3 separate regions of the Homo sapiens genome follow, and all the other regions are linked to region 1. Evidence: chromatin loops called from intact Hi-C (ENCODE). Cell type or tissue: dorsolateral prefrontal cortex. All regions are shown on one strand.

The links. Hi-C counts contacts between places; a loop is a spot of excess contacts. Peaks named below come from ENCODE experiments on the same cell type or tissue, not always from the same donor. Only the 100,000 strongest peaks of a DNase experiment are listed, where the experiment ranks them.
Region 2: it touches region 1 in a loop (1.0-fold over the local background); 84 of 110 quality-filtered maps call a loop at or near these places.
Region 3: it touches region 1 in a loop (5-fold over the local background); 33 of 110 quality-filtered maps call a loop at or near these places.

What each region holds. Positions count from the first base shown.
Region 1 is chr10:132,634,975-132,642,974 of GRCh38, forward strand. All of the region lies in intron 2 of INPP5A (inositol polyphosphate-5-phosphatase A), which reads left to right. Among named protein-coding and RNA genes, the nearest start is that of INPP5A, 100 kb to the left of the region's middle. In dorsolateral prefrontal cortex, CTCF peaks have their summits at 3,029 (motif pointing left) and 3,233; no DNase peak of the experiment used is centred here; H3K4me3 peaks cover 710 bases; H3K27ac peaks cover 5,112 bases.
Region 2 is chr10:132,383,255-132,391,254 of GRCh38, forward strand. No RefSeq gene overlaps it. Among named protein-coding and RNA genes, the nearest start is that of PWWP2B, 9.9 kb to the right of the region's middle. RefSeq lists a silencer at 4,847-4,966 and an enhancer at 6,274-6,953. In dorsolateral prefrontal cortex, a CTCF peak has its summit at 4,845 (motif pointing right); no DNase peak of the experiment used is centred here.
Region 3 is chr10:132,220,157-132,228,156 of GRCh38, forward strand. STK32C (serine/threonine kinase 32C) reads right to left here. Exons shown (of 12, transcript NM_173575.4): 3 at 7,821-7,972; 4 at 6,639-6,812; 5 at 5,591-5,628; 6 at 5,371-5,460; 7 at 5,077-5,180; 8 at 4,251-4,367; 9 at 2,705-2,830; 10 at 2,485-2,616. Among named protein-coding and RNA genes, the nearest start is that of DPYSL4, 37 kb to the left of the region's middle. In dorsolateral prefrontal cortex, CTCF peaks have their summits at 3,112 (motif pointing right) and 3,312; a DNase peak (open chromatin) is centred at 3,125.

The DNA.
Region 1 (8,000 bases):
TCCCAGCCTTGCAATTGGAAAGTCCAGAACAGCCTCAGCTGACGGAACTTCCTGATGAGAGTTCCAGTCTGTGGCATTCACAATGGCAGCCACTGGCCACCTGTGGCTTTTGATGGCGCATATTTGAAATGTGATTCGTGCTGTCAAAGAACTCAGTTTTTAAACATTTATTTCGTTTTCTTTTAAATAGCCACATTTGACTTGTGACAGCTAGATAACACAGTGCCAGTCTAGACCACTAACCCTGTTATAACTGTTGATGTGGTTGAATTGGGGTCTGCCATTTTTTATTTTTCTGTTTGTACACTGGTTTTTGTACCCTTTTCCCCTCATTCCTGCTGTCTTTTGAATTATTTAATTTTTTTTGGCATTCCATTTTTATTTCTTTATTGGCTGTTTGCCTTTTTAAAGATTTTTTTTTTTTTTTTTTTTTTTTTTTGAGACGGAGTCTCGCTCTGTTGCCCAGGCTGGAGTGCAGTGGCGCGATCTTGGCTCACTGCAAACTCCGCCTCCCGGGTTCATGCCATTCTCCTGCCTCAGCCTCCTGAGTAGCTGGGACTACAGGTGCCCGCCACCATGCCCGGCTAATTTTTTGTATTTTTAGTAGAGATGGGGTTTCACTGTGTTAGCCAGGATGGTCTCGATCTCCTGACCTCGTGACCCGCCCTCCTCAGCCTCCCAAAGTGCTGGGATTACACGCATGAGCCATTGCGCCCGGCCCTTTTTAAAGATATTTTTAAAGCTACTTGGGAGGGTGAGGTGGGAGGGTTGCTTGAGGCCAGGAGTTTGAGACCAGCCTGAGCAACATAGCAAGATCCCTGTCTCTCGAAGATTTAAAAAAAAAAAAAATTAGCTGGGTTTGGTGGTGCACACCTGTTGTCCCAGCATCAGGAGGCTGGAGGCTAAGCCAGAAGGATAACTGAAGCCTGGGAGGTGGAGACTGCAGTGAGCTGTGATCACACCACAGCACTTCAGCCTGGGTGACAGAGCGAAATCCTATCTCAAAGACAAAAAAAAAAAAAAAAAAGGCATATTCAAGTGGTTGCTAGTTAATATTGTACTACTTCATGTGCAATGTTGAAATCTTGAAATCACATAGGTTTCTATATGGCATGTATTCCATCTGTGTACGTTGAAAATCCCAGTTGGAAATATTATTTCAAAAAAATGCTTTATTGGATAAACAAAATGTGTGTGTGTGTGTGTGTGTGTGTATTTTCTATACCACACACATATATGCAATGTAATATTCGGCCATAAAAAGAATGAAATCGTCTTTTGCAGCAACGTGGATAGAACTTGCTTTACTTCTTCCGTGAAACAGCTCAGAAAGTCAGTCCACATGTTCTCCCTTCTAAATGGGAGTGAGGGATGAGAGTCACCTAAGGGTACAGTGTGCACACGATTCGAGTGGTGGTTACACTGAAAGCCCTGGCTTTAGCCCTGTGCAAAACAGCCACGTCACAAAACTGCACTGTACCCCTTACATGTATACAAATTTAAAAAATGAACTCAGCATCAGCAAACTGCACTCCCTCCACCCTGGTTTGCAGCCCAAGCCAGCCTGCTGCACGCCTTTGGAAATCGAGGTTGTGGACGCACAGCCACCCCCAGTCGCTCCTGTCCCTTGGGGCTGCCCTTGCGCTGCTGAGCAGGGACCACAGAGCTCCCATGTCCATTTGGTTATTTATGGAAGAGAACCAGCCCTGCCTTCCTGGATTCCTCAGAAAGGGCTGATGGGGGCAAAATTTCCCAAATTTTTGTACGTTGAAAACTGTTTTGTATAGTTTTGGAATTTGAAGGATGCTTTGCTGGATAAATCGCCCTTGGTTCAGGCCTCATTTCACTGAGATGTTTAGGAAAGGTCATTCTGTTGTCGTCTTAGTGCGTATGTTGGGTTTGAAGAGACTGGTGCTGGTCCGATTCTTTACATTTTATTTTTATTTTTATTTTTTTCTCTTTGAGATGGAGCCTCGCTCTGTCGCCAGGCTGGAGTGCAGTGGCACAATCTCAGCTCACTGAAACTTCCGCCTCCCGGGTTCAAGCGATTCTCCTGCCTCAGCCTCCCAAGTAGGTAGGACTACAAGCGTGCGCCACCAGGCCCAGCTAATTTTTGCATTTTTAGTAGAGACGGGGTTTGACCATGTTGGCCAGGATGGTCTTGATCTCCTGACCTTGTGGTTGATCCGCCCGCTGCCTCGGCCTCCCAAAGTGGTGGGATTACAGGCGTGAGCCACCTGTTGTTTAATTGATCTTTTTTACCTGGAGGCCATGAGGATCTTATCTTTATCTTTGAAATCTTGGAGTTGATTACTTTGGGTTAATTTTCTGAAGTATTCAGTGAGCCTTTCAGTGTATAAGTGCGGGTCTTTTTCTGTTTTGAAGTTTTCCTGGGTTATAGTTTTAAATGTTAGGTGTTTCAGGTGAGTGTGTAAGTGCGGGTCTTTTTCTGTTTTGAAGTTTTCCTGGGTTATAGTTTTAAATGTTAGGTGTTTCGGGTGTCCTTTGGGTCCCTGATCCTCCAAATGTTCCTCCTTCTCTGCCTGTCTCCCACGGTCACTTCTTTCTCTCACGCTGTTTTCTCTGTGCGATTTTGCTTTCTCAGTGGATTTTTCTGGTTTTGATGCCCATGTTGGGGTTTCCTTCCAGTGACTCTCCTGGCGCCTGCTGTGGCTGTCCTCCTCTGTCATGACTGTTCTGTGCTTTGCCTTTGCCGCCCCCGAGGTTGATGGGCGCTCTCCGTCTCTTTCTCCCAGTGGTCCATTCTGTGTTTTAGTTTCGCATCTCTGATGTGAGGTGGTTTTTCATATTCTCGACTGCTTGAGTAGATTTGATTTTATCTGCAATGTGGGCTCCCGTCCTGTTCTGCCTCACGGTCGTTTTCCTCAGGTCGGGCACGTTTTCCTCAGTTTGTGTGTGTACAATTTTTTGTCTTTTTTTTACAGCCGTTTTGTAGGGACTTCCTTTTGCTCATCTTTAGTGGGAGTATGGGGTTTGCAAGATTCCTAATTTAATAGCACCCTCTTGTGTTGGTATTGCAAAGTCCAAGTGCATTCGCTGGCTTTGGAAGTTGGGCAGTGATTGGGGTCTGGGAGTTGTTCGTTCTCTGATTTGCTGGCGCTCTTTCTCTTTCAAGTCCCTCTTTTCCTGCCTTTTCTTCCTTTCTCCTTTGCCACCTGGTGACTCAGGGCTGCTACTTCTCTCTCTTTTTAGAAATATTTTTCTCTTCTTCGTTGGTAGTGTCTCAGTAGTGCCCTTGAAGCATGGCTGTCCTGCTAGGCTGGGCCTCCCACTTTCCATCACAGCAGCCTCCAAGTCTCGCCTTGTGTTCCAACCCACGCTCGGATGTGCTGGGATGCTCTTCCAGAATCTTCAGCCTCCGGACTTGCTGGCTGTGTGTTTGACTCTCTGTGTGTCTCTTCCCTGGTGTCTCCCTTCCCTCTCTTGTGGTGTTTCTTGCTGTGCCTTTGTGCTTCACAAAGCCTCACACCCCAGCGGGGGCAGTCCCGGAGCCCGAGAGATCACCTTCTGGAGTCTGGATTTTTCCTCATTTTATTCACTGCTATTTGTAGCTCCCAATTTTATTTTATTTATTTATTTGTTTATTTTTTGAGACAGAATGTCGCTCTGTCACCCAGGCTGGAGTGCAGTGGCACAATCTCGGAGCACTGCAGCCTCTGCCTCTTGGGCTTATGTGATTCTCCTGCCTTAGCCTCCCAAGTAGCTGGGATCACAGGTGTATGCAACCATGCCTGGCTAATTTTTGTATTTTTAGTAGAGACGGGGTTTCACCATGTTGGCCAGGCTGGTCTCGAACTTCTGACCTCAGGTGATCCACCCGCCTCGGCCTCCCAAATTGCTGGGATTAGAGGTGTGAGCCATTGAGCCTGGCAGCTTCCACTTTTTCTTCAAGCCACGCTGAGGCTGCAATTTGGGTTTTTCTCTCTATATAAGTTACATATATATATGACATAGTTTATATGTTACATTCATTATATATCACATCCCCTGCCTACATAGAAAATTGGGGAGCAAATTTTTGGGACTAGGCTGTCTTCAGCTACCCTGGAGGCTCATTCTATGTATTTTAAAGAACCCAAGAAGAAAAAATATAATCTTTTATATTTACCCAGATGCTTCCCATTTTTCCTGCCTTTCCTTATTCTTGGAGATCCAAGCTGCCCCCAGATCATTCCCCTCCAGCCCTGCCCAGCCATCAGTTTCCAGCAGACCTGCTGGTGGAACATTTGCTTAGTTTTCTTTTGTGTGAAAATGTTTCCCTTTGCCTTCATTCCTGAGGGATATTTTCAATAGATACTGACTTCTGGGTTGACTTTTTTTTTTTTTTTCCTTAAGCACTTTAAAGGCCTTGTTCCACTGTCTTTTGGCCTCCAGGTTTCCTGATAAGAAATCCGTGGTAATTTGAATTGTTGACTCCTTCCTGTATGTGTGTTCTGTTACTTCTGTCCAGTTGGTTTCAGAAGTTTTTTCTATTAATACATCTTTGTTTTTCCTCAATTTGATTATGATAAAATGTGGCACAGATATGCCTAGATAGGAATTTCTTTGAATTTATCTTGTTATTTGTTTGAATTTATCTTGTTATGCACTCACTGAGGTTCTAGAATCTGTAAATGTATGTCTTTCACTAAATTTGGGGACATTTTGGCCGTTGTTTTTTCCAAGTGTTTTTCTCATGCACCATCTGTTTCTCCTCTCCTTCTGTTGCTCCGACTACGCGTAGAGTAGATGTGATGCCATTTTCTGGAGGCTCTGCTGGCTTTTGCTGAACCTTTGTGCTTTCTGTTCTTTGATTTCAGTAATTTCTACTGACTTATTTTCAGATTTGCCAGCTGTTCTCTGTCATCTTCATTTTACCATTGAGTTCTTCTGGTCATTTATTTTAGATGTTGTATAAATGTTTTTAGTTTTTGAAATTTCCATTTGTTTCTCCTTTATAGTTTCTGTTGAAATTTTCTGTCTTTTCATTTATTTCAAGAGTATTTACTTTGACCTCATGGAGCATGTTGTAGTTGTTGCTTGAAAACCTTCCTCTGCTGTGTCCGGCATTGGTGTTGTCTTAGTGGTGGCATCTGTCTGTCATTCTTTCTATTAAATGTGGGCCATGTTTTCAGATTCCGATAACTCAGGGTTGTGTCCTGGTCATTGTGGATGCTGCGTTGTATAGACACTGGCTTTTCTTACGGTTCTCAGCATGCACGCATTCACCCTGATGAGGTACAGACCATAAGCTCAGTCTCATGCTGGGTGCTGGTCAGAGCCCACCTCACTGCTCAGAGCCTCTGCTCGCTCACGTGGGTTGTCACACATGTGTGTGTTTGGGGTTATTGGAGACTCAAGCGGCTTCATACACAGACTTAGGGTTCCCTCTTCCTAGCTCTTCCCTCCAGGGTTGCCCCACACCGTCCGGCTAGCCTGGGTTTCTTTCTGTTGCTCTTCTGGCCAGAGAGAGGGTGGGGTTTCCTCTGGATTTGTAGGGTCCACATTCTGCTGCTCCCGTAAGTGTGGCCCAGGCTTGGGCAAAGCCCGAAGAGGGAAAGAATAAGAGGCTCGCCCTGTGTATCACTTCTCCAGGCTCTGACTCCCGGCGCTGCCTGTCTGCCTCTCTTTACCTCTCAGCCTCCTCGGGCACATGTTTTGTTTGTAGTGTGTGGTTGTCCTCGGCGGGAACAGTGGCCTCCGAGGGCCACATGCTCCCATGGCAAAACCGGAGCCCCTGCTGATATGCCCTTGTAGTGCCTTTTAGTTGATGCGTGTCTCTGTATACCTTCTTTTCTCTCGGCCGTTTCCTGTTCTTCTTTGCCCCTCTTTGCCAGCACTTATCTGTGGAAGGCATCCAGTGTCCCCCACACAGTGTCCGTGGTCCTGTGGCTGGAGGTGTCCTGTGGCTGTGCTCAGCGTGCTGTCTCCCATTTCCTGGAATCGGCCTCCGTCGAGATCCGACGTGGGTTCAGTTTTTCCGCCGGGATGCTCTGCCATGGCGTTACAGCTTTCATCGGGAGGCATGTACTCTGTTCACCCCTCTGTCTGTGTCTCTTTGTGGTATTAGCAGCTGCTGGTGTTCACTGCCTCGATTCACTGCGTCATTAAGAATTGTAAAATGGCTGTATTCTAATTCTACCATTTCTTTTTCACTTTTTGGTAGGAGTGTTTCTGTAAAGAGGGACTGTGTCCCCTGTGCTTTTCCAGAGACACTGTTTGTCCAAGAAAGGCAGGATAACACGTTGCTCCATTCCCCTTATTTGCCAGTTTTCCAAACAATGTCGGGATTTAAAATAACACCCTGATTTCAAGATGACCAATGCCTGGAGACTCTCAGGCTCATTATGTACTCATGGATATAAACTTTCTTGTTGTGCCGATCCATTCTAGACCATAATTCTGTCTCCTAGATGGAGTTTATAATATGTGAAGTTATATTTCTCCATACAGCTAACTAGTCCAGCTATCCGGATAGATCTAACCAGGATGTCTTCCTTCTCCTTCATGAATTCCTCAGACAGTTTGCCTGTGCCTTTGTGGAGTGAGACGACCCCGTGCCAGAGGGCGATTTTCTGAGCCCAGTCTTTCAGCAGAAGCTCCAGGGACTGGGTGTTAACTCACCTGCAGTCTGTTCCAGCACAGCTTCGCAAGGGCCCCGTGTTGTAAACTGTGCGTGGAGGTAGTTTGATTTGTGGGTGTGGAGGAACAATAGCATCATCTGCTGCCATTCAGTGCCCTGCTCTTTTCTATAGTCGTTCATTGCTTTTCTTCTGAAACTTCTCATGGTAAAGATCTTATCATTTTGATAACTTGGTTTTCAAAGGAAGTGTGGCCTTTCGTCTGTTTGGGGTACCCATCTCCATAACCTGTTGCAGATGTGTGGGAACCCCGGGCTTCTCCTGATGCAACATTCTGTGTTTCTGAAGCGTCCTCTCACTTCAGCTTTGAGGGCGTCATCACCCCTGTGCATGGTCAGGGTGTGGAGCACACCAGCAGGGCTCCCCAGTGTGGACCAGTGCTGGCGCATCACGGTTCAGGGCTCATGGTCCAGTGGGAGGGGATGTGGAGAGCAGCCTGTGACCACAGAAGAAAAGGAGGTTCACAAAGCCATCTGGGAGTCCAGCGGGAAGGGGCGGCCTTCTGGGAACAGCCTGGAGCTCGTCTGCGGTCTGGGGACAGCCTGGAGCCCGTCTGCGGTCTGGGGACAGCCTGGAGCCCATCTGCAGAGGAGGCCTGGGGCGTGGGAGTGGGTGGAGGCGTTTCCAGCAGAGGGGCAGCAGCAGAGCCCCAGCGTGCAGCACTTGCTCTGTGCAGTGTCCGGCGGGCTGGGGACGACATCTGAGAAGCCCTGGTGTCCTCGGTTCTTCTCCACGCGGTTCGCCGGCCATCCTCTCGCATCAGGGCTGTGTCTCACTGTGCGTCTGGCGTTCCGGGGCCCCTGATGTGGTGGCTATGCCAGCATAGCTGCAGTTTCTCCACCGCCTTACTCCTGCCGTGACAGCCCAGGAAATGCTGTAAAATCTAGTTATCCGTGGGGTCGTTGGAATCTGAGGACACATCTTTTCTTGTGATGGCGTTTGCCTACAGAGCTGTGTGCGTCGCAGCCCCCTCTCCTCCCCTGTCACTCCGGGAGCAGGGGTCCCCTCTGTTTGAGCAGGCCTGGCCTTTGTTGGGCTTTGCTGAGGAGCTCATCCATGTCACGTACACTTGCTGTTGAGAGAAACCAAGCTGTCCCGCTTTAAATTAGTGGGACCGTTTGTCAATAACTGCATGAAAATATATACGTAAGACTTCTGACCCAACTGTCCATGTGGAGGGGCGGCCGCACGTGGGGATAAAGACCTGCCGATGAAGCGCAGTGGTAATTTTACATGTCATAACTCTTCATCATCCTGCTTTTCTGTCACGTGCTTGAAATCTTGCCAGCTTGGGGAAACTGAGAGTATGTGCTGTTGACGTAGCTGAGCTCACGTTCCGTCCAGTACAAAGCAGGTGTT
Region 2 (8,000 bases), 250 kb before region 1:
AAGTTTAGAGAAATGAAAGAGCAACGTCAGGCAGAAATTACATGTATGTCCGTCACGTTACACCGAGTGTGCCTGCCTCCCCTGCCTCCCCTGCCTCCTCCCCCACTTCTGCCTCTGCCACCCCTGAGACTGCAGGACCAGCTCCTCCTCCTCCGTCCACAACCTGAAGAGGGGGAGGACAAAGGCTTTATGAGGATCCACTTCCACTTAATGAGTAGTAAATAGATTTTCTCTTCCTGATGATTTTCTGTCTTACTGTAAGACTACAATATGTAATATAACATACAAAATATGCGCTAATTGAACGTTAATGTTACCAGGAAGGCTTCCCGTCAATGGTAGCCTATTAGTAGTTCCATTTTGGGGACGTCAGAAGCAATATGTGGATTTTCAGCTGCGTGGGGCATCAGCGCGCCGTAAACCCCACGTTGTTCAAGGGTCAACTCTGTAAACAAACCACAGAGACTAAGGACAATGCCGGTTTCCGTGAGAGGACTGGCCCTTTCCTCTGTGAAGCACATAAATGGGGACAGGTTTTATCACCTTCATCCCGGCAGGGCTTGCGCTGGGTGGAGACTGGGTCGCAGCTTCAGTTACTCCTGGTCAGCCTCTGCCTTTGGCAGGCTGGTGGGTGAGACCTGTCCTGGGCTTGCTGTGAACCCGAGATTTCACCCTGTCTCCAGAACAGCCTCTCAGCTTCCTGTGCTGGTACCAGACCCTGAAAATAGTCTGGGGGACCAGCCGTGCCTCTGATGCCCTAGACCCTGCCCCAGGGCCTCCAGCAGCCCTGCTTCCTGTCTGTGACGCCCTGGGCCTCAGCCTGGGCAGGCCGGGATGCAGCAGCTCCAGTCCCCCTCGAGGCCCTCCAGGGCTGCCCCTGGCTCGCAGCCTCACACGCACCCCGTGACTCCTGCGTCTCCTCTGACTGCTGCGTCTGGCCTTCCCTGGTGGCTACAAGAGCAGGAGGTCATCGCTCACCTGGCCCAGAAGTCGCACTTCATTCACTGCCATCTTTTTAAAAGAATCACTCTGCTTTAATTATGCTTCTTAAAACAGTGTACAGGAAAAACTCCAAGCCTGTTAGGTTGTGTTAAAAAATACAGCTGATAGAAAATTCCAGGTTATTCACATGTAATGTGGTAACCACACACTTGCTTGCATTCCCTCCATCTTTGTTTTGATCAAGTCTCTTCATTCCATTGTTCTTGGGAACCTGCAGTCCCTCTATGCTCTTCCATTCCCCCACTTTCTCTCATATCAGACAGATATTTCTCTCTTAATTTTTGAAAATTGGGCTTTCTCTTCCCTTCCTTTTCTTCTCCCCTGCCTCGGCTGAGGCCTTTAGAAGTCCTGATGTCCTGTTTCTCTCCACCGTCTCAGTTATCTGTTGCTGTGACAGACCACTTAGTGGTTGAAAACAGCAGCCTCCCCCTGATCTCAGAATGCTTTGGGTTGACCGAGCTCAGCAGGGCGGCTCTCCCGTCCTCAGGCTGTCCGTGGGGGCACCAGCGATCTGATGGCCGGGCTGAGCTGAGACGTGCAGGACGGCACCCTCACACACCTGGCGCTCTGGCCAGGTGGCCTGGAAGGTTGGTCTCAGATGGGATGCTGGGATCACTGGAACTACCTTTCTCAGGACGTCGCTGGCTCCCATGGTCCCTCCCTGGGGTCTCTAGCAGGGTGCCTGGCCTTCCTCCATGGAGGCTCAGGGCTCTAAAAGTGCAGAGTGGGAGTGTCCAGGCCTTCCAAAGGCTTGGGCCTATCCTGGCATGCCCCAGTTCCTCCGTATTCTCCTGGGGAAGGTGAGTCCCAGGGCAGCCCAGGTCTCTGTAGAATGACAGGCAGCGACCACAGCCTGCCTCCTGCCCTGTGCGTGGATGCTGTGAGTTGTCCTGGGCTGGATCCGGAAGTGCTGAGTCTCATCCTTGTCTCTCTGAGTCGATGTTATTGTTCTGTCTTCTGGCTCCCAGACTTGTGGAGGCGCAGCCTGGGTCAGCAGGATTCTGTAGAGGCATCTCCTGTCTGTCTGGAGGCCATGGTATACTCACCAGCCTTTGAGTTCAGGTCTTTCTCTTCAGCTACACCGGGACGTCAGGAGCCCCTGGGCTGTGGGTGCAGCTCTTCCTCCATTTCAGGAAAGCTGTTTGCTTCTGTTCTTTCAAAAATAGCGGCCTCTCCTCCACCTGCTCCCTCTGTCATTCAGGGGCCCCTTTGATGGATTGTTCAGCTCTGGCTGTGTCCCCGAGCCACACTCTTTCCATTTCCTTCCTTTTGCTCAGTATTTGTGGACTTTTTTCTACTTCCTCTTTCACACTTTTCCTTTGGATGCCAACATTCGCATCCTCTCTGTCGGTTCATTTGCTGATGTGTCCTTGGAAAACCCTTTATTTCTTGGCTCTAGAAGTCTCGTGTGGGGTGTGCCGTGCTGGGGTCCCCTTGGGCCCTGGCTGGTGCTGCTGGTGCCATCTCTCTGGCACGGGTCTGTTTGACTAAAGTACCCTTCCCTCGGGAACTGGTGCCTTTAGATGGGAGGCGATTCTTTGGTGGCTCCTTGGGTCAGGCCCGGCTTGGGTCAGGCCTGGCTACCAGCCATGGGTGGTGCGTCAGGGCCCTCCCTGCTCTCTGGCCAGTGCTGCGGACATCGCCCCTCTGGGCAACACGTGCACAAGCACCACTCCATGTCCTGGCATCTCCAGGATGGGGTGTGGGTGCCTGGAGCTGGGTCTTCATGGGAGACAGGAAGAGTGAGGTGCACCCACCACGTGGTGCCCCCTTGTCCGACTCTTGTCTGGGGGATTCCAATTGGGGTCCCCTGAGACCTTTTGTTTGTATGAACCTGCCAAGATGCTGCCCACCTTTCACTTGAAGCCACCAATCACTGCTTCTGCTGTGACACAGAAGTGCGCCCTGTGTTGGCCTCAGGCCCTGGGCACAGCCCAGCCTGAACATTGCCGTCTAATCAAAGTCCTGTGGGTCAAGGAGCTTTCATGACAAGGTGCTGCTGGATGGGCCCTGGGGAGAGGCTGCATATTCCGTAGGGAGGACCGGGCTCCTGGCAGAGGCAGCAGCTGGAAGGCGGGGTGGAGGCAGGGATGAGCTGGCCACTTGTTCTCCGGGAGGGCCCGCCATGGGAATCCATGTCCTCCTGCCTGTCTTCCGGAGGCCACCTTCATGCCCTCATTTTCCACATCACCCTTCCCGTGGTCATCTGCCCTCTCTCACCCTCTAAACCCCGACCTCACTCTGTGAGAGGCCCCATTTCAAGGGGAGCGGGAGAGCCTGCCTCCCGGATGGCAGTGGCGGGTAATTGCTGCTGGGCAGGGTAGAGGAGCTGGCACAGAAGCCACCACCCAGACCCCTGCTTGGAAGGTGCTTACAGGCTGGTGGGGAAACGGTGCTGGAGGCCCTGGCACCCACCCTCCACCCTGTGACTCAGCCCATCTTCTGAACGTGGCCCTGCTCCTGATGGGGCCCTGCAGCCAGCAAGTCCCTGCGGCCTCTCTGGATCCTGTAACCTCTTATAGATTTCAGGTGTCTGGGCAGGAGGCGCCCCTCTCCCTGGTGGATTTGGGATGTCTGGGCAGGAAGCCCTCACTCCCTGGTGGATTTGAGGTGTCTGGGCAGGAGGCAACCCTCTCCCTGGTGGATTTGTGGTGTCTGGGCAGGAAGCCCCCCTCCCTGGTGGATTGGGGGTGTCTGGGCAGGAAGCCCCCACTCCCTGGTGGATTTGAGGTATCTGGGCAGGAGGCCCCCCCTCCCTGGTGGACTTGGGGTATCTGGGCAGGAAGCCTCCCCTCTCTGGTGGATTTGGGGTGTCTGGGTGGGAGGTGCCCCTCTCCCTGGTGGATTTGGGGTGTCTGGGTGGGAGGTACCCCTCTATCTGGTGGATTTGGGGTGTCTGGGTGGGAGGTGCCCCTCTCCCTGGTGGATTTGAGGTGTCTGGGCAGGAGGCAACCCTCTCCCTGGTGGATTTGTGGTGTCTGGGCGGAAGCCCCCCTCCCTGGTGGCTTTGGGGTGTCTGGGTGGGAAGTGCCCCTCTCCCTGGTGGATTTGGGGTGTCTGGGTGGGAGGTACCCCTCTATCTGGTGGATCTGGGGTGTCTGGGTTGGAGGTGCCCCTCTTCCTGGTGAACTTGGGGTGTCTGGGTGGGAGGTGCCCCTCTATCTGGTGGATCTGGGGTGTCTGGGTTGGAGGTGTCCCTCTCCCTGGTGGATTTGGGGTGTCTGGGTGGGACATACCCCTCTCTCTGGTGGATTTGGGGCGTCTGGGTGACAGGTACCCCTCTCTCTGGTGGATTTGGGGTGTCTGGGTTGGAGGTGCCCCTCTCTCTGGTGGATTTGGGGTGTCTGGGTGGAACGTACCCCTCTCCTTGGTGGATTTGGAGTGTCTGGGTGGGAGGTACTCCTCTATCTGGTGTATTTGGGGTCTCTGGGTGGGATCCCCCTCCCCTGGTGGATTTGGGATGTCTGGGTGGAGTCCCCCTCCCCTGGTTCCTGCTCTGCTGTTCTCTTTGCCTCCCTTAGCTACTGAGTGAGTACCGTCTATGTTGACTTCCAGCTCAGGGCGTCCTGAGCTTCTGGGACTTCTCATTTTTCTGCCGAGCTGCCTTGGGAAGGGAAAAGGGAGGCGACAGCCCAGAGCCAGGCCTGAGAACCCCCAGGGGCAGGAACTGTGCTGCAGAAGGCAGATGGTCTGGGGTGGTCGCAGGCCCACGGCTTGGAGAGAGCAGCAGCCGCAGCAGGGAGCCAGTGCGTGAGAAACGTGAATGTGGTTGGCGGATGCTCTCAGGGGGTCACAGGCGGTGTCCCAGGAGTGCTGATGGGCGTCACCAGCCCTGGGGCCCCAGGACGCAGGCCCCGCCTCCCGTGAACCGACTTCACCTGCAGGTGGCGCTCCAAGGCCAGGCGTGGCGCGGGCTCATGCGGGGGCGGGGGGATTCGTGCGCGGGCGGGGGGCTCATGCGGGGGCGGGGGGATTCGTGCGCGGGCGGGGGGCTCATGCGGGGGCGGGGGGCTCATGCGGGGGGCGGGGGCTCATGCGGGGGCGGGGGCTCATGCGGGGGGCGGGGGGATTCGTGCGCGGGCGGGGGGCTCATGCGGGGGCGGGGGGCTCATGCGGGGGCGGGGGGCTCATGCGGGGGCGGGGGCTCATGCGGGGGCGGGGGGCTCATGCGGGGGCGGGGGCTCATGCGGGGGGCGGGGGGATCATGCGGGGGCGGGGGCTCATGCGGGGGGCGGGGGCTCATGCGGGGGCGGGGGCTCATGCGGGGGGCGGGGGGATTCGTGCGCGGGCGGGGGGCTCATGCGGGGGCGGGGGGCTCATGCGGGGGCGGGGGGCTCATGCGGGGGCGGGGGGTTCATGCGGGGGCGGGGGGCTCATGCGGGGGCGGGGGGCTCATGCGGGGGCGGGGGGTTCATGCGGGGGCGGGGGGCTCATGCGGGGGCGGGGGGGCTCATGCGGGGGCGGGGGGCTCATGCGGGGGGCGGGGGGCTCATGCGGGGGGCGGGGGGCTCATGCGGGGGCGGGGGCTCATGCGGGGGGCGGGGGGGCTCATGCGGGGGCGGGGGGCTCATACGGGGGCGGGGGGCTCATGCGGGGGCGGGGGGCTCATGCGGGGGTGAGGGGGCGCACCACGGAGCCGCCTGCAGGGGCTCGGGGGCTCTCATTGAGGGAAGCAGCTGCCCGGCCCTGGAGGTCCCACGCCAGGCCATGGCAACAGGGTTAGCATTACAGGGCAACGTCTCAGGCTGAGAAAGCAATCGGCCAAAACTCCGGCCCTCCTGGCTCCCTCAAGGAAGCCTGGCTCATCTCCTGTGTGGATCCCTGAGTCCTGCACCCCAAGTGAGCCCAAAACAGGAGGGCCAAGCCCACAAACGTCCGTGGGCAGCCGGCCAGGGAAGGTGCCGTTCAGGCCCCATGCGCTCGGTCCGGGTCTCAGGACACACAGCGCAGAACCCGGCGTGGGCCTTGGGGCGTGAGGCCAGAAGCGGAGTTCACGTGACCTCAAGGACACCCTGCCGGACTTCCCCAAGTGCTGGCCAGGCCTTGGGGGCAGCTGGGCTCAGGTCCCCCTTGTCACTGTTGGAAGCTGGCCCTGCACCCACTACACTCACCAGTTCCTCCGTGGGGTCAGGAGGCTGGGGAGACCCCTCAGGGCTGGAGCCCAGTGTGGGGGCTGCTCTCCATCCAGGGCTGGAGCTGTCAGGGTGCTGCCTGGCTGCTCCCTCCACCCGGGAAGGAATGAGGCCCTCCCAGCAAGCTCTGCTCCCCTCAGGCCCCAGGCTGCCCAGAGGCCCCCCAGTCAGCCTTTCTCAGCCAGAAGGTGTTCATTTCTGTGCACCTGGGAGAACGCAGGCGACAGCCTCCAGCGCCCTCCAGCCCTAGCCCAGGGGATCCTGCTCCTTCCTGCACCTCCTCCCTCAGGCATCCTGTGGGGGACAGCACGAACACCTGGCCTCTCCTGGCCACTGGAGGAGGGCAAGGACAGGAGCCCCGCAGCCCAGCCCAGCTGCACGCTGCTGCACCTGCTGACACACCAGTGCCTCCCTAGATCCAGCACAGGGCTCTGCTCTCGGCCCTCCAACCACACCTCGGAGAGCCCCACTCTGTCTGTGGGTCTGCCTGGGGTCTACACCTCAGCTCAGGACAACCCTGAGGTCACCTGGACTCCGTGTCTGTCCCCACGCCCCAGGGCTCATGCCAGGTTCTGCATGTGGAGGGGTCGGGACAAATGCATAGCCACACCCACCAGGAGGAGGGTTTGAGGGGAAAGAGTTTGCAGGGAGGCCCCTGGGCCCCAGGCCACCACACTGTCTCCCCTAGGAGTCTCTGCCTGGAGGGAGCAGCACAGGACCTTTCCTACCTACCCCCTCCCCACCGCCCGCCCCGCTCTGGACACAGGCTAGCTCCTGCTCGTTAGGTGAGTGGGAGGTCAGGGTCGGGGAGCAGAAGGCATGAAGGTGCCTTTGCAAGCTGGGCGTGAAATGTGAATATACCCTGAGAGGGTTTTCTCCAAGTATCCCAGATGTGGATAACAACTGGTTTAATGATGAAATATCATGGTGTTTTTAGCAAACAGAAGCCCCGCCTTCTAGTATGAGGTTTGGCAAAACTGTCAGATTAAAAAATAAACCCACAAGCAGGGCATGGTGGCTCAAGCCTATAATCCTAGCACTTTGGAAGGCTGAAGTGGGAGGATCACTCGAGTCCAGGAGTTCTACACCAGCCTAGGCAACATGGCGAGATTCCGTCTCTACTAAAAGTAAAAAATCTGCCAGATGTGGTGGCTAACACCACCAGATACTCAGGAGGCTGAGGTGGGAGGATTGCTTAATCCCAGGAGTTTTTGAGGCTGCAGTGAGCCATGATTGTGCCACTGCACTCCAGCCTGCACGACAGAGCAAGACCCTGATTCATTTAAAATAAATAAGTCCCTACAGCAAAGACTTCTCATGAGGTTGGTGAGGTACCTTACAAAATGACACCCCAGGAGGTGGCCTGGGGCTCTGGGCAGTGTTTAACTGTGGGAGTTTCTCATGGTGTCCATGGCTGTGTTGACAGAAAGGTGCTAGTCTGGCTGTGGGGCCCACAAGCATGGGCTCTGTGAAGGGAGACCCCAGCCTGGCAAGGCCAAGGGGCCCAGCGTCCACCCAGAGTGCCTCTGGAAGATGCATCAGGACACAGCTCGGCTGCCTCCCTCACCTCGTCCTCCTCCGCACTCAAACTCCAGAAAGCAATCAGAGAAGACTGCCGTCTGGGAGGTGCCTCTCCTGGACTGGAAGCGCCCGAGTGCCTGCTGTGTTCCAGGTGCCCGGACCCTAGAGTGGTGGGCTCGTCTCCAGCAACCTCCACAGCAGGCACCCTGGAAGACCCTAGGGCAGGAGTGCAGCTTCACCTCCCTGTGGACCAGCAGCTCCAGGGGCCTCCAGCTTTTAAGTGCTTCCCAGTCTGTGTGAGCTGCCCAGGCCAGGCAGGGGCCTCCCGGTCTGTGTTTGCTTCCC
Region 3 (8,000 bases), 410 kb before region 1:
TACTGGATCAGGGTGGGCCCTAAATCCAATGCCTGGTGTCCTTATGAGAAGAGGGGAGGAGATGGAGACGCACACACAGGCCGACCCCACGCGGCAGCGAAGCAGGGGCTGGGGGGATGCGTCTAGGCCAAGGCAGCCTCTACCGGAGGGTAGAGGGGCAAGGACTGGTTTTCCTCCCCGGAGAGCCTTCAGAGGGGGCACGGCTTTGCTGACATCTTAACTTTGGACTCAGGCCTCCAAGCCATGAGACAACACATTTCTTTTTAAATCTGCTGATTAAAAGGGAGCCTGTTGATGCTCTATTGTGAATATCACATTCACATGGAACACGAACCACGTCCACATTGGGAACACCACGTCCTCACATAGCAGAGGATCAAAGACTCAAAAGAGGACTAAAGTCACCCTTCTACAACAGCATTAACCCCATCCATGCTGGAAGAACCTACGTGGCCCCATCAGCCCCCAAAAGTCCCATCTCTACCACCATCACAATAGGAAGCAAATTCCAACACGAGTTTTAAGGGAAACATTTCAACCACAGCACCTGTCAAATCCCTGATGAGACCACGACCTCAGACAATATTAGCTCACACTCTGGGGAGACCCAGAAGCAGGAAACAGAGCTGCACCTGACAAGGCCACGACCTCAATGTTAGCTCACATTCTGGTGAGACCCCGAAGCAGGGAACAGAGCTGCACCATGCCTGGACTTCCGATTTACAGAAACTGAGATCATCACATAACTGCCCAAGGGGTTCACCTTACCCGCTGCCTAGACAGCCAATTATCAAGACAGGGGAGCTGCAGGAGACAGAGTAGTTCACGCACAGCCGGCTGTGAAGGAGACCATTTCATTACGACTCAGATCCATCTCAGAGAGACGCATTGCTGTTCTTCAACCACCTGATTCGTGGTCACCTGTCCTGGCAGCCCCAGAATACCAGCATGCCTGAGTGAGCATGAGGGCTTCACGTGGCCGTCCCCGCACACACAACCAAAGCCGGCACACCTGGGCGAGTGTGAGGGCTTCACGTGGCTGTCCCGGCACACACACCTGATGCTGACGCACCTGGGCTAGTCTGAGGGCTTCACGTGGCCATCCCCACACACACAACTGATGCTGACGCACCTGGGCGAGTGTGAGGGCTTCACATGGCCGTCCCCACACACACAACTGATGCTGACGCACCTGGGCGAGTGTGAGGGCTTCACATGGCCGTCCCTGCACACACAACCAAAGCCAGCACACCTGGGCTAGTCTGAGGGCTTCACGTGGCCATCCCTGCACACACTCACAACTGACATCAACGCACCTGGGTGAGTGTGAGGGCTTCACGTGGCCATCCCTGCACACACAACTAATATCAACGCACCTGGGCAAGTGTGAGGGCTTCACGTGGCCATCCCCGCACACACAACTGACACCGATACACCTGGGTGAGTGTGAGGGCTTCAGATGGCCGTCCCCCCACACACAACTGATGTCGACACACCTGGGTGAGTGTGAGGGCTTCACATGGCCGTCCCCACACACACAACTGATGCTGACGCACCTGGGCGAGTGTGAGGGCTTCACATGGCCGTCCCTGCACACACAACCAAAGCCAGCACACCTGGGCGAGTCTGAGGGCTTCATGTGGCCATCCCTGCACACACTCACAACTGACATCAACGCACCTGGGTGAGTGTGAGGGCTTCACGTGGCCATCCCTGCACACACAACTAATATCAACGCACCTGGGCAAGTGTGAGGGCTTCACGTGGCCATCCCCACACACACAACTGACACCGACACACCTGGGCTAGTCTGAGGGCTTCACATGGCTGTCCCTGCACACACAACTGACATCAACGCACCTGGGTGAGTGTGAGGGCTTCACATGGCCATCCCTGCACACACAACATCAACGCACCTGGGCGAGTGTGAGGGCTTCACATGGCCGTCCCCACACACACACCTGATGCTGACGCACCTGGGCGAGTGTGAGGGCTTCATGTGGCCATCCCTGCACACACAACCAAAGCCAGCACACCTGGGCGAGTGTGAGGGCTTCACATGGCCGTCCCCACACACACAACTGATGCCGACGCACCTGGGTGAGTGTGAGGGCTTCACATGGCTGTCCCGGCACACATACCTGATGCTGACGCACCTGGGCGAGTGTGAGGGCTTCACATAGCCGTCCCCGCACACACAACCAACACCAGCACACCTGGGCAAGCACGAAGGCTTCACATGGCCATCCCCGTGCACTCATAACCCCAGCCCTGGTTGTCCCTGCCCACCTGCTTCATAAGGAGCGAGGTGGGGGCTGGGAAAGGCAGAAGGGAGGTCTCTGGCCTTCTCAGGACTTCAGGAAACGGTCTGCTGGACTTCCGAGACGTGTGCGCTGCCAGGGGTCCCCACACGCCTTGCTCGGTGGTAGAGAGGAGCCCCAAGCCCAGCCCGCCGCCGCGCCCTGAGCCTGCCCTGGCACTCACGGACTGGGAGCTGTCCCTGCTGTTGTCCCGGGACTTGTTCTTGGCCAGACGCTTCTTCTTCTTGTGCAGGGGCCTGGACTCCAGGATCATCTCCTCCAGCTCAAAGGTGGGGTCGCAGTGCAGACGGCCTTTCTACAGAGGGATGGGTGCTGAGCCCCGGCCCGTGGAGGACGCCACATCCATCCCCAGGGCCCCCCACCTGAGCCGCCCACAGGCTTACGTTGGGCACGAAGCCCGGCTCCACCCTCTTCTCGCTCAGGTGGTCCCACAGCACGCCGGCCAGCGCCGGGGCTGCCTGCACGTCCTGGAGGCTGGAGAGCCGGTGCTCGGGGTTCACAGTGAGGAGCTGCAACCAGGCATGAGTCAGAGGGTCCAGGGCCCACAGCCCACCAGCACGGAATAGCCCGCCACCCCCAGGCCAGGGCACCTTGAGGAGGGTCCCACCAAGCCTGAGGTTCAGAATTCAGGAACCTCAGGGCCACGCGAGGAAGGGTGGTGCCGACGGCCGACATCAGGCAAAGCACCGTGGCTGGCTCAGCATGTGGCCCAAGGGACGCCTGTTCTCAGTGCTGCTACCTAAACCCCTGGCGCCAGAGGACAGCAGAGGGATCTGCAGGGAAGGCTCTGCTGGGATTTGCCAGGAGGTGGCAGCCGAGGCCCGGCTAGCGGCTAACACTCGGCACATGGCTGGCCTCACAGTAACTATCCCAGAGCCACTTCCTTCACCGAATCATGGGACCTCCACAGGCCAGATGAGCCCGGGGCAGCCATGCATGGCCTGGGAAGCAACATCCCAGCGCTGGCACCTCCCGCCTTTCCAGGGAAAATGCCGCAGACCCAGACCCCGTGCGAGGTTTCCCAGACCTGGGCTTGGGCGTGTGGGTCATCCCCAGTCCCCACGCAGGCCCTCTCTAGCCCAGTGCCACCTTGTGAGCCACCTGGGCAGGTGTGACTGAGCTTCGTGGGGCTACAGCAGAGTTAAGAGACTCTCGGGGCTGGGGAGAGGCCCCGGCAGGCAAGGCCTCCCCAAGGATTTAGGCTGCTTGGCTACAATTCCAGGGCAGGAGGCCCCACCTGCCTGAGACACGGGGGCCGGGAGGCAGCCGGGCCCGTGTGGCACACTCACTCCCCTCCCTGTCCTGCCTGGGCCTGGCTCTGACTCCGAACCCCCTATGGTGTTAATGCGAGGCTCGGAACAGGGAGCTGTGCAGCCCAGTCAAGGCACAGCCCCAGCCTAGCACCAGATCACAAATGGGAGGCACTACTGATGGCCACACCCCTGCCCGTGTCCCTGCCAGGCTGATGTCCCCTGAGAGGTGTTTGCAGTGGGCAGTGGCTGCCCACCTTCCCCAGGAGGCACTGGGGCAAAGGGTCCCGGAGATAGCATGGGCTTGAACCCACCCACCCGACACCCTCCTTCCAATACGTGGGACAAGGGGACGTGGCTCAGGGCTCCTCTGTGGTGACCGGCAGGGCGGGCGCACAAGCCTGCTGTGAGGGTGCCTGGAGACGCAGCTCAGGGGATCACCAGGACACCAGTGACCTGGTAGGGCTCGCCATGAGAGGGCCACAGAGCCTGCCACCAGCTCGCTTCCTGGGGCTTGGGGCTGCCATCTGCGGAGGCCCCCACAGGTTGCAGTGAAGGGATCTGTGCCTGCCAGGAAGCGGCACTAACTGTGCACTGGAGGGGGTGTCCCGAGCCGCAGGTAAGTGAGGGAGGGAGGTGGGTGCTCGGAGGGTGAGGAGGCTCAGGGATGGGGGCTCACCTTCCGCAGCAAGGCCACCATCTCCTTGGACCACGTGGGGACATACTGGACGCTCACGGTGCTGAACAGCTGCACCAGGGACTCCACGGCGTTGCTGGAGTGGATGTCATAGGGCCTCTGGAGACAGGGAGGCAGTGCTGGGCAGGTCCTCCTGGCCCCCAGGACACCCAGAACAATGCCAGACACAGGTGCCATCGCCCTGAGAGGACCCCCTCCCCCCACCCCAAGTGCAGGCACAGCTCTGAGCACAGCCTGGCCTCCACCTGCCGCGGAGGAGCCTGGGTGAGATAAAGCTTACGCCTGGGTCCTGCGCCCTGGCTGCTGCGCCCATCTGGCTGGGATCCCAGGGGGCCTGGGTCCAGGTAGATCAGCCCCAGAGGGCCAGGAGGGAGCTGGCTTCCTCAGAGGTGGGGTCCTGTGCAGGGCTGAGGGGTACGGTCCACAAGAGGACCCCCAGCCTCCCGGTCTCCAGGACTGGCCTCGCCGTGGCCACAAGGGTAAGAGCACAGGGCCCCAAAAGAAACTTTTTGTGGAAAGTTCCGAGGCAGCACCCCTGCTGGCCAGTTCTCAGCCTTGTCCACCCCCACAGAGGCTGGCCTGCAGGCACCAGCAGCGGCCCCGGGAAACCACAGTGAGTCTGTCCTTCCTCCTCCTGCTCAGGCATTCCATCACCAACTACACACTTCGATAAAAGCGTGACTCCTCAGACACAGTGGAGACATCCCTGCGCACCTGGACACTGGGGCAGCCACCCCCTCCCCAGCACTGGTGGGGGCAGAGAGCAGGGGCCTGGCAGCCAAGCCCAGGGGCTGCAGGGGGTCCATACCCATCCTCGCAGCAGCTCATAGGCCATCACCCCCACCGACCACCAGTCCACCTCGAAGGAGTAGCCGGTCCCGCCGTTGACAAAAGAGTGGAAGATCTCCGGAGCTTTCCGACAGAAAGAAGGAAAAACAGCTGCCACGGGGTCACAGCCCGGACCCGTGGGCACAGGGCCGGCACCTTGAGGCCACATCCCGAGACCAGGCTGCCTCCAGGGTGGGACAGAGAAGCCACCGAGGTCTTGTCCTTCCCACCTGGAGGAAGCCAGCTCCCATCTGGAACCCCAGCTCGGGCTCACCCATGTACGGCTTGGTGCCTGCTAATGCCGTCGCCCGCTCCCCGTCCTTGATGATGGTGGCAATGTTGAAGTCGGTCAGGTGTGCATGTCCTGTGCAGAGAGGGGTCAGGTGTGGCTGTCCCAGGACCAGAGATGCATCCTTGCGTGCAGGATCCTCCTCCCCTGACAGGCCCATCCCTGCCACCACCCACCTGGGCTGCCCACACCCAACCCCACACACCTCTCTCATCCAGGAGAATGTTGTCAGGCTTGACATCTCTAGAAAGAGCAGAAAGTGGGAAGGTGAGTTGGGAATCTGCCCTGTTTCTGCCCTGGAATCTCTGTCACAATCCCTGGAGTCCCCAGGACATCCCACCAACCCACTCGAGGCAGAGGCCTGGGAGCTTGACTTGGTCCTTGGATGATGCTAGGACCTCACACCCCTGCGTGGGGGCAGAGGCGATGAAGTCAGCCACTTCGTTCCCTGTGGCATCTGGGCAGCAGCACACACCTGGCACCAGATGCTGGGAGGGGGCCTGGAGCCCCAGAGGACGAGAGCAATTGCTGGCAGGGTCTGCCCTCCCCCTCCAAGACTCGGCCTCTAGGAGACCAAGCCACCTCGGCTCTTGCTTTGTCCCAACTTTTCCAGGTACACAGCCAGTGCTCAGTGACTGGTGCCTAGGTCATAATCAGACATCCGAGTCCCCAAGAGCAGAAATGCAAACACCAGTCCATTCGACTTTAAAATATACCTCACAGATATTTTCATTTTGTTCCATTGCTGCGGAATTTCAGCCTAATTTCTGCTTCCCAATTTCACTTCCTTCATAATCTGCTTCCTATTTTCTTTTTTTAAATTTTATTTTCAGAGCCATCACACCAGCTCTGCTTCCTAATTTCATCTGCTTTAAGCTAATGTTAAAATTAGTTTGGATTCCCTGGGATGTGGTGGATGGGCAAACAGGAGCCTTCAGTTAAATGGACCAGGTGAAGGCCACCTGCTGTGACCCAGCCTGGTGGTCTGTCCACCAGGGCTAACAGCCCACTGTGCCCAGTCTCAGCTGGGGCTGCTGGGACGAGGTCCCCCCAGATGGACACCAGGCACACAGCTATGGGGCTGACCTGGTCGGCACAGGTGCCACAGCTGGGGGCAGGCACTCAGGCAAGGGTGGGGCAGAGGAGCTAGACCCGCTCTGAGGGAGTACGGCCGCCGTGCCGGCAGCCTGACCTAAGGCTGCTTCAGCCCCGCCCACCTCAGCAGGTACCTGCGCCGTCTGCCACGCACACACCTGTGGATGATGTGCTGGCCGCGCAGGTAGTCCAGAGCCAGTGCCATCTCGCAGATGTACAGCCTCACCGTGTCCTCGGAGAACTGCACGTTCTGCTGCAGGTGGTAGCGCAGGTCCCCGCCCAGTAGCAGGTCCACGACCATGAACATGTCCTCCTCGTCCTGGAAGGAGTACCTGTGGGCACCGATGGAAGGCCTGTTGTGCGCACAGCTGGGGAGCCAGTCATGGCTGCTCCCACAGCTGACACACTCCCCCTAAGGACCACAGCCCCACCCCAGCATCAGCCACCAGGCATTCCCAGGAGGAGGGGCCTGCCCAAGGCACTGATTGCACCCCAGCCCAGAGCAGCTCTGAGCCCAGATCCTGAGGAAAGACACACCACCCTGTGCTGGAGGTGGCCCAGCTGGGGCCAGAGGCACCTGGGAGTGGCAAATGCAGAGCAGAGCTACAGTGCCAGCTCCGGGTGCTTCAGGCTGCCCGGCCTCCTCTTCGGTAAAATGGGGATACAGACATTTGCCTCGGAGGGTTGTTACAGAAAATGAGGCCGTGTAGGTACCACTCTTGACAGTGTTGGGCAAAGAGCTGGCATTTAACAACCAGCATCCATGGTGTTGACGATGGCAGTGATGGTGGTGGTGGTGACGGTGATGGTGAGGATGACGGTAGTGAGGACTGAGGGTGGTGGTGATGGTGATAACAGTGATTGTGGTCGTGGTGGTGGTGGTAATGGTGGTGACAATAGTGATTGTGTTGATTATAGTGATGACGGTGATGAGAGTGATGATGGTTGCAGTGGTGATGGTGGTGGTGATGGCGATGATGGTGGTGATGGTGATGGTGATGACAGTGGTGAGTTTTTCAGTCCCTAAACTCTCTCCCTCTCTGACTAGTGCCAGAGACTCCATGGGAGCACATCTCCATTGTAGGGAAGCCCTGGTCTTCCGGCAGGCTCAGAAGAGACACTGCATTAACCAACCCCAGCATGTCATGGCCACCTGGGCCACTGCCAGGCCTGGGGCACAGGAAGGGGGATAGATGAGGAGGGCTAGAGAGGGCCTGTGGGTGGCAGAGGCATCTCCGAGGCACGAGGGCCAAGGAGCACCAAGGGCAGGAGAGGATAGCCAGTGCCTTCCCGGCTTCAGGACGGTAAGTCTTTCTGCAGCGAGGCCATGGCAGGCTCACCAGAGGTTCACCAGGAAGACGTGCTCGATCTCCTGCAGGATCTCCAGCTCCCGGAAGACGTTGCGGACCTCGTCGCGCTCGATGCACTGCTGCTTGTTCATGTACTTCATGGCGTACATCTTCTCCGTGTCCCGCTTCTGCACAATGCACACCTGGAGGGCACAGGGCTGTTCGGCAGGA